2 separate regions of the Mus musculus genome follow, and region 1 is linked to region 2. Evidence: chromatin loops called from intact Hi-C (ENCODE). Cell type or tissue: left cerebral cortex. All regions are shown on one strand.

What was found. Hi-C counts contacts between places; a loop is a spot of excess contacts. Peaks named below come from ENCODE experiments on the same cell type or tissue, not always from the same donor. Only the 100,000 strongest peaks of a DNase experiment are listed, where the experiment ranks them.
Region 1: it touches region 2 in a loop (7-fold over the local background); 5 of 42 quality-filtered maps call a loop at or near these places.

Annotation. Positions count from the first base shown.
Region 1 is chr16:13,192,211-13,197,210 of GRCm38, reverse strand. No RefSeq gene overlaps it. Among named protein-coding and RNA genes, the nearest start is that of Gm32596, 35 kb to the right of the region's middle. In left cerebral cortex, no CTCF peak of the experiment used is centred here; DNase peaks (open chromatin) are centred at 414, 2,132, 3,375 and 3,957; H3K27ac peaks cover 4,519 bases.
Region 2 is chr16:13,355,829-13,360,828 of GRCm38, reverse strand. The region is part of intron 3 of Mrtfb (myocardin related transcription factor B); the gene reads right to left. All of the region lies in intron 3 of LOC115488652 (a long non-coding RNA gene), which reads left to right. Among named protein-coding and RNA genes, the nearest start is that of Gm15738, 64 kb to the left of the region's middle. In left cerebral cortex, a CTCF peak has its summit at 2,969; DNase peaks (open chromatin) are centred at 1,216, 2,558, 2,856 and 4,593; H3K4me3 peaks cover 3,571 bases; H3K27ac peaks cover 4,581 bases.

The sequences.
Region 1 (5,000 bases), 160 kb after region 2:
GATAGCACTTGGTGGGAGCCATTTTTCTCCATGATGTCAAAAGCAGCTCCCCAGGGGAACCAACACTTTGGAAGGCTGGGAGGTTCCTGGGGATGGTCCCTTTAGTCATCTTTTCTGCAGACCCCCCCTCAAGGCCCCAGCTTTGTGCTGTCCTCCTCAGCGAGATCTGTCTGTCTCTTGCTTTTCTTTCTTAATTCGATTTTCTCTGGCTCAGAATCAAGATCAAAAGAGGAAATTCTTTACAGTCTTTAAGGAGTGATTCCCAGAGGCTCACTCTTGAGAGGCATACATAATTACCATAATTATTTTAAAAGACATCTTCTGGCTCACTCGCCCTCTTTTCCATTTCTCCTACAGGCTTGAGGAAAAGGAGGACAGAGACGAAGCTGCAGCTGGACCAGCATACATCATGTTCTCATAACCAAAGTGGGAGAAATGTGTGCTCCCTCAAGGTCCATCAGAGAGCCGTGGGTGGCTGTGGGTGGCAAGGACAGCACTATCTACCAGCATGCAATCTAACAGCCATCTAAAGGGAAAGTTGCTCCCTTTATAATCTGTTTCTGAGCGCTTTCATTTCAGAATGTCTCAAGTTGGTGCTAGATTCAGCCTGGACACCTTCTCCTAAATGGCTAACTTTATTTTTAATGACACCAGCAATATTCCCCAGACTTAGACAGAATAAGCAAAAAACAAAACACACACACACAAAAAAATAGATACACTTTAATAGAAATTGATGCTTCCTCCTGTGTGTGTGTGTGTATGTGTGTGCATGTGAGTGTGTGAGTGCTGTGAGTGTGTGTGTTAGTGCGCCTGTGTGTGGTGTGTGTGCACGTGTGTTCATGTGTATGTGTATGTGAATGTGCACATACTCATGTGTTGCCCTCAGCACTAAATCCTCAAGCCTTCACAACCCCAATGGACTCTTTTATATGTATTCTTGGGATAGAACTCAGGTTTTCATGCTTGTGGAACAAGCACATTATCTACCGAGCCCTTTCCCCAGCCCTGCTGTATGTATATTTTGCAATCTATGAAAGAGGCTTGTTCCTGCTTCTATTAAGAAGACAAATGATAAACAATGAACAGGGAAACTTGGAGAAGCCAGCCAGATTCTTAATCCCCAGTCAAGGAACTGGCTTTTCAGTTAGCATGCCCAAGAAAGGTTCCTGTTGATCTAACTGGCCAGCTGTTAACACGGGTGGGCATTAGGTGAGATGGGTGTGGGGTGGAGCGTGGTCCTTAGATGACAGGTGTTGTTGTTATTGTTGTTGATGATGATGTTGTTGTTTCAGGGCTGGGAACTGAACCCAGGGCTTCCAGAATATTCGACAGCTCTGTCTCTGAACACCCGAGCCTTGGGTGAAGGTGTTTGTAATCTCAAAAGTTGATCATCAGTGTATATACTTTGGGGCACAATTTAGAGAGGCCAGTAGCTGCAAACCCACCTTAGTAGTAGCCATAACTGACTTCCTAGAGTAGACAATGACTACTCAAATCTGGGAATCTAGTGGAAGGAACCATCCCTGGCTGTGGGGCCTGTCACCTGACACTCTGGTCCATCCACAGTGATATCCAGGTCTAGGCAATGAGAGAAGCACAAGGCCTTCTGTTGGTGGTGCTGGGGTTGAGACTTCTCCACTGGCTCTGAACCTCGGAGACTGAGACGTTAGTTTCCCATGGCCATTTCTTTTAACATACGGGGGAGTCAACAGTGAGGCAGTAGAAAAGGATAATGGGGGTGGGGAGAGAAACCCAATCCTGATGGTATCATTTCCATCCCTGGACCCAGCTCTGCCTGAAGCTAAACTCTATACGCATGGTTTTCAGAGGCTACTGCGAAGCCAGTGAATTCTCCTTTCATGTAATCCTGTTAGATTTGCTATTCCAGTCACTTGCAACCACAAGAGTCTTAACTGATGAAATGGCTCAGTAAAAATCCTTGGCAATGGTGACAGAAAGAACCCTAGGCATAGTGTGTTCTCTGGAAGCAGAGGAAGGGGACCAAGGAGTTCAAGAGCACCTTTAGCTGTGTATCTAGTTGAGGTCTAGCTTGGGATAAAGAGACTTCGTCTTAAAAAAGCCAAAACAGAACAGAATACAGAAATAGCTCTGGGGCGTGGCCTACTGAAGTAGGAAAGTGGCAGTGCCTACACATTGGCACATGAACAGTTACCGCTGTCTCAGAAGCTCCAAATGCTTCACATCCACACAGCGCAGGCTGCATTTAATTTAATTTGCAACAATTTTGTCACAGAGGCTCAAACCTCATCAGCATTTTATACGTGGGGAAACTGAGGCCCAGGGACCCTCTGTGAAGCCTAGTGGCCCCAAGACACTTCTGGCTACTAATACTAGCCCCAACCATCAGCCATTGCTTCCTTCTTCCTCCCACCTCCCCTCTTCTTCCCCTACCTGTCTCCTTCCTTCCTTCCTTCCTCTCCTCTCCTCTCCTCTCCTCTCCTCTCCTCTCCTCTCCTCTCCTCTCCTCTCCTCTCCTCTCCTCCCCTCCCCTCCCCTCCCCTCCCCTCCCCTCCCCTCCTCTCCCCTCCCCTTCCCTCCCCTTCCTCCCTCTTCTTTCTTTTTGAGACAGGACTTACAATGTAGTCCAGGCTGGCCTCGAACTCATGGTCTATACACCTCAGCTTCCTCAATGGTGGGATCATAGAGGTGTGCATCATAATCTAGGCAACCTTTTGTGGTGAAAGCAAAACTCTGACAAGGTATGATGGGAAAGTGTGGCTGTAAGGTGTCACATAGCGACACTCATATACTGTGTGCCAGGATTGTCACCCCCAGGAACTGTACAGTATTCAGCTATATGACTGTCAACATCCCTAAAAGAGTCAAGCTCTTTCTGACACATTTCAAATGTAGGACCCCAGGGTGAGATCAGGGCACCCTGTTCATTAGCAGTGTGATATTAGGTATATCTCTTGTCTGCCCTCCAGGAAAGTAGATACTAGCAGCCACAGCTTCCTTCAACTCCCAGGCTATGGCAACATCAAAAGAGAAAGGATTTGCCAAGTCAAAGGAAGGGACTATGGGAAGATACTGGAATTGCTTGACTCCCATAGTGAACAGGCCATGTGTGAACCAACCCCACCTCTTCCTCTCCACTTAGGACTGGGAAGAAGCAGACTGAATGGTGACCTGAAAGGAACCTTTCTGTCCCCAAAGAGAGAGAGATAAGAATTGTGAAGCAGAGAATCAAGCACCACCACGGGCGCTTGAGAGTTTATTTTTACCCTGTTATCTGGATCCTGAAATGTCAGGCTTGGAGCTGCCTCATGCTCCCCGCAGTGTGGCAACCCAGCCTGGAGATGGGCCTCCTCTCCTCCTCTGCTTCCCCTGCCTTTCTGTGAGAGTCTCAGTGCTATGGTGATAGGAGGCATGGAAACACTGGAAGAGAGAAGGGGGAGGCAGGAGCTTTTATTTGGATTTCATACAGGCTCACTTTCTCATGGGAACAGGGCGTGCAGAATGGAGGGCCTTGGCAGTGACAGGCAGTACCTACTGCAAGGTTTGGTCCATGTGAGCTCTGTGTTACAGAGCACACAAGCCCAACCAAAACCAGCTTATATAATAAAGAACGTTTATGTGGCTGAGGCCATTAAAATACCCTGCAGTAGGCTGGGCTTCAGGCGAGGCTGCATCCTGGTACTCAATGCTGTTGCAGGACTTGGTGTCCTCTACCACTTAGCTTTGCCTTCTGTGCCATTGGCATATGCTTGGAAGCCACTCTGCTCCTCTATGGCCTACAGTTCTAGAGCCTTTTTCCTCTGTGGTCACAAATAGCTGCAATGGTTCTAAGTGTCACAACTTTGTTCCCAGGAATAAGAGAGGAAGCAGGGTCTCTTGGGTTGTTTTGGCCTCTGAGTGGGTTCCATGCCCATCTCTCAAGTCAATCACTCTGATGTGAAGGCAGCAAGTGGGAGATACGTCTGAATCATCTTAGCCCAGTCTTGAAGGTTAGGGATGGATGCCAGGCTGCAGACACAAGCCTGTCTTGTGGTTGGTTCGTGTTTTAGTTTCATTCATTCCTCCCCAGGAAGCCTCTGAGGTTTCAAATGATTATTCTTAGTCAAAATGTACCAGTGTTAATTTTTTATCTTAAGTTCATCTGGGAATCTCTGTTCTAAGTGTCCCATGTCTGTGGCTAGAGAGGTGGCAGCGTTAGTAAGGAAGGGCCTGCCATGCAAGCACGGGCACCTGAGTCTGGATCCTTACAGTCATCTTTAAAAAGTCAGTCATGTCACTGCACATGTGCAATCCTAGAGCTGAGGGGGTATGAAGGGGCAGACAGTGGAGGATCCTGGGGCTCGTAGACCAGCCAGTCAGTGAACAATGTGTTTAGTGAGAAACTGTGAATCAAAACAGAAGAGATAAGAAAGAAACCCAATGTTGACCTCTGCCTTCTGAACACACATACATGTGCACATACATATATGCTTCACACATGTGCTACAAACACACACATGCACATATGCATGTGATGCACATATACATGCATATAAACATACACATGTGCTGAACACACATACACATGTGCTGCATCCACATATGAACATACACATGTGCTGCACACAAATACACATGTGCTGCATACACTTAGAAATATATACATGTGCTTCACACACATCACATACAAATGTGCTGCACATACCCACATGCACATACACAGGTGCTGCACACAAATATACATGTGCTGCACACACATAGAAATATACACATATGCTGCATATACATATGAACATACACATGTGCTGCACATACATACACATGTGCTGCATACACACACACACACACACACGCACACACACACACAGAGATACCACATACACAAAAAATGAGATCCTCAAATCTGTGTTCTAAAAGTTTCATCCAGTCTATAAAATCTCTCCTGAAAAGACAGGTTAGAATTTCACATTCATACTCCATTCTTGGAAATCAAGCTCCATCCCTAGCCTGTCAGGCACTTAGTCCCTCACATAGGTTTA
Region 2 (5,000 bases):
TTGATATGTGGTTATATCATTTTACTCTCATCCCCTATTACTGCAAATGAGTAAAAATACATAATATGTTAAATATGTTAAACATGTCAAGCTCAGTTCCATTCGATTCTGGTGAGATGTGGATTTCATTATCAGTCATTTCTGTGGGGTGTCTTAAAACATGACCTCTTTATGAATTTGCATTTGTGAATATGCAGGCCACTTCTTTATAAGAAAAATATATGTTGGCTCTTAAACTTTAACTTTTGCATAGAAGCAGGCAGTAACAAAGGGCTTTCAAGTGAGTGAGAGGGTGAATGTGAAACTGATACTGCACCCAGCCTCCCATGTAAATAGAAGGACATGGGAACTATTCCTTCTCATTGTACAGACAAGGAAACCAAAGTGCAGAGCAGTAAACACTAGGTCCATCCAGGGCCACAAAAGTCATGCTGTACCTGGGCTTGAGCCTAAAGACCTGTCACTCACAGCCTCTCTTTGCTCTTTCAATACTACACTGTTTACTGCACTGTATAACCCTCAGGATTGCCAGGGAGATTCTAATTATGTGATCAATCAGCTCATGATTCTTCTACCATGGACACATGTCTGCAGGATGTATGTATGTATGTATGATGTATGCATGCACGGTGTTGGGAATCAAACCTGGGACTCTTACGTGCTAGGCACATGCTTCACACCTCTCTACTCCTTATGTTCATACTTTTGATCCTTGCTTCCTAAGTCCTTTAAATCACATTCTGCTGTTTTGTTATCTTTTTATTTCTCCTATTCTATTTAACTTGCCTGATTTCACAAGCATACAAACCTGTTTTAAATATATGGCATTAAGAGGAACTGACATTTAAACAGCTTAACCGATGCAAAAGGAATTCTTAAACTGTTTTATCAATGAATGATTTAAAAACTTTAAGCCCACCTGACCCCTGTAACGAGTCTCCGTGTGTCCTAAAAACTCCCCTGGCACTGACTGTTCCAGCAATCTGCAGTAACACACACTGTGTAGAGGCAGAGCATGCCCATTGTTCAGTTCTTGGCAGCAGTAACTTACATTTCACTCTGTGTTATCTGTTGTGACCTAGGTGTTTCCTGACCATTCTCAAAAGCAGTTTGACTCCGGGAAGTCAAAGAATGATTTATTTTCATCTTTTGCAAGCTACAGCACGCCCTCATCATTTGCACTCTTAGTATCTGAGAGAAAAGGATGGAAGCACTCGCTACTCAGGGCAACAGGGTTCCTTACAGGCGATCTGTCTGCAGGAGGAACCGGAGCTGAGCAGGCCAGGAAGGGTCTGCAGACAGAGCTGAGGGAGTGAGGAAGGAAGCCTCCCCGAGAGGACTGGGTGGGCACGGGGATCAATAACACTCAGGTCTCAATCTGTTCAGATTCGGGCTTCCTCACCCACAGCCCTTGCTCTCCGCTGTAACAGAAGCATGCTGCGCAAACAGGAACAGGAATTCCCAGATCTCTGGCCATTTTCTTAATTAGTGCAGTGCTTGCCGACAATTCTAACCACCAGTAAGCATTCACAAGCTTATTTGCTTGCTTTTTTTTTTTTTTTAAATCAAACTATGCAACATGCTTTTAAATCAATATGCAGATAATGCACACACAGCTGAGTCATCATTTCAGGACTCAAGGAGACAAACAACAAACGTCCAACATATTAATCGGGAAAATTATTTTTCCTGGAATTATGTGGCTGTAAACACAAATAAAGCAGTGTTCTGGTTAATAATAAAAATGGAATAGCCTCTCCAAAACCCACAGGGTTTGGAGGAGAATCCCCAAACTGGGAAAAATACACAAACAAATCTGGACAAATTAAACTGAAGCCAGGACTGGCTTCCTAACTGTCATTATCAGTAGCAATTATTGCCAACTGTTCATGTCCTGTCAACTCTGTCTCTCTGCAAGCAGGATTAAACATTCACCATAGAGAACTCAGGAGTAAGGGCAACAGCAAACAGAGAGACACACAGACATACAGTGGTAGACAGACATGCCAGCCAGCAAGGTGACAGGAACAGGAATGTAGCCATCCTGCCCTGTCCAGAGACAGACTGACCTTCCTTGAGACTTTTCTGGTTGCTTCCCTCAAGGCATTCCTTTTCTTTGAAAGGTTCAAAATCCTCAGCAGTTAAAATTTCTGGGAAGCCTTGTGGCTGCTTCTTGGAGCTATCGATCATGGTGAAGACTTCTGGAGACAGGCAGCATCCAGCAGGAGATAAGCTTGATTCGCAGGACAGTAGAGAGCACAGAACACTCTGGTCCTGCTCCCTCCTCACAGCACACTGGTCACAGAGCAATTAAGTCTCTAAGTGACATAAGGCAGCCATTCGCTTGGAGTTCCCAGCTTGACCTGCAGACACACTCCTTCGGGTGGGAGCCTTTAACTCTTCCACACTAGAGGAAGGCAGAGGCTGCGAGGCACGACTCTTAAGATCCCACCCCCTTTCCCAGCCATCCCCCTTCCCTTTGCCATTCCAGCCTCCCCCGCGCTGGCTGCTTCAATCTGCAGCTAGATGCTCCCAATCATCTGACGAGCACTGAGTCAAGCAGTTAAAAATAAAATCTCTAGCTATTAAAGAGAAACCTTTGCTGATAACAGGAAGATGAACGGCTGGCTGCCGTCTCTGCTGTGCTCTCTGTAAGCAAAGCCCTGGGCTGTGAAATACTTCACACTGGCCAGACGAGCCCATGCATTACTCATGAAGTTCTCCAGCTAAACAAATGACAGAAGAGGACATCCAAAGGAAGCAGTTTTATCTCTGCAGAGGCACCTCACTGAATAAACATGCTACCAGCACATGTGGGTGGAAAGCATCCCTTCCCTCCCACGTTCCTCTGTGGGAGCCTCTTGCTACATAGGGCTATCCCTGGCAGAGCTTTATAGCCAGGAATGTGCTGCAAATCCGGCTGCTTCCTTGGCTATTCAGAGCCCATGGAGCAGCAGTTTGCCTTTGTGCCACTAGTCGGCTGAGAGAGCTAGCATCACTAGGATTCTTTTTTAAAGGAGAATTGTTCTCCCAAGTACAAAGCAACACCACTAAGAGATGTTCCTAAAAGATTTAATCAGCGATGGGCTGGAGTTTCATTTCACAACACGCGTGCCTTTTCTGCAAGGTACAGGTGGCTACTCACACATGCAAGGGGCACTCTGGAAGGAAATGTTTATGGATGGAAATTCCAGGCAACGTGGAAACAAGTTTGTTTCCACATACACCAAACACACACCAGCAGACACAATAATTTTTAGAGTTCAAACCATGTGCCTTTGCATAGAGCTCCCATATGCCCATCAACAAATGGTAGTGGCACAAGAGCCGTGCTCGATGAGGAGTCTTGTCGAATGAGTAATTTTACTTGTACACAGCCAAGGGACAAGACTAAGCTGAAAAAAAAAAATACAGGAGAAAATAGCTGACAACACTGTTCCTGACCAGTGACCAGGCACGACTGATGGATGATGAAGAAAAAAGCCTCTAAAGGATGGATATTTCTTCTGAAGAGAAAATGAGGTGATATTAGTCATACACAGCATGGCCTCGGTGGACTGAAGAAAGGGTTACATCCTGCACACAGGTGAAGCAGTATTTCCCCTCCTAGCACAGAGGGGTTTGGATCAAACATCCTGAAAATCTTTTGCCTCTGGTTTCAAGGCAGTCAACCCACACTATCCTACTGAGATTGCTATCTGCCCTTCTCCCACATCTCTGGAGAATGGGATTTTACAACATATGACATGTTTCTTGTCAACGGAGGCTCCTTTTGAAGCAACAGAAGTCTTCCAGCATAGTCTAAGTCTAAGAGCACATGGAAGTGTCTATCACACTGCCCTCAAGCAAACCTCTGCTACTGTCCCCTGTCTCTGGACCTAGTTTCCCGATACAGCATTCCTGTCCTTCCAAGAGTCACAAGGAGTGACTGCTCTTTACTGGGTACTTCATCAACTTTTTTGCACATATTACACGGTATCCCAGCAGTCCTGCTGAGCTTCATGGTGATTTGAACATTACAGACATTGAAGAACGAAGACCAGGATCACAAAGGCTTAGAACTGAAGCAAAGTTGCTGTTCTCCACAGAGGAAGGTCTTCGTATTGCACTGCACTGCCTAGTTTCTCTACACTAGGCCCGAGTTCTAAGTTTTGGCTAGAGACATGTAGCAGCACAAGTCATGAGTTTATCACATCCCTGCTCTTTGGGGAGTAACCACAAGGCACTAATTTATAAAAGTATTTTAACTTTTTATGAAGCAGTAACACTTTATCTATTTATCTATCAATCAATCAGTTATCCTGTTGATAGACTTGCAAAATCAGTATTATCAACTCAATTTACAGATGGGAAAACTGAGAGATAGCATATCTCATAAGTGAGGCCAGGATTCTTATAAAACAAACTTGGCTCTAGTGCTTCCATCTTACAGTGCTTTGCAAAAGGAACAGTAAAAACAACAGGGAGCATGCACTTTTCTAGGGTGCTGCTCAATGTTTTCAGTTTATAGGTTCAAACACACACACATATTTTACACTCATCACTTTAAAACTTGAAACTCTGTGTCGTCGACGTCTTTGTGAAGGAAACTCTGCCGACACGTTATCTCTCCATGAAAGTGTCAGCCTCCCATCAACGAAGCACCATCTGCTGCAGGCTTATAGCAAAGCCTCAGCTTTGTCATTTTGAAAAGAAATAATTTCTCTAGTAATGGAGATACCTAAAAAATGTTTTTGCTGTTTTTCAAAGAATTTGAAATAGTTTCAAATTCACAAAGCATTTTCCCCAAACTTTCTGTGAGAATTTCTGATACTATCTCTTCAAGAGCATTGTTGAGCATGTTCTTACACATAAGGCTACCTTTTTACAGAGCCATAGCCTTCTTGTTCCTGCTCTGTCCTCTCACCCTTCCCCCCCTCCATTCCCACCACCCCTCTCTCCACATGCTCATGGCTGGCCTCTACTTCTCTGCTTCCTCGATCTCTCTCTCTCTCTCTCTC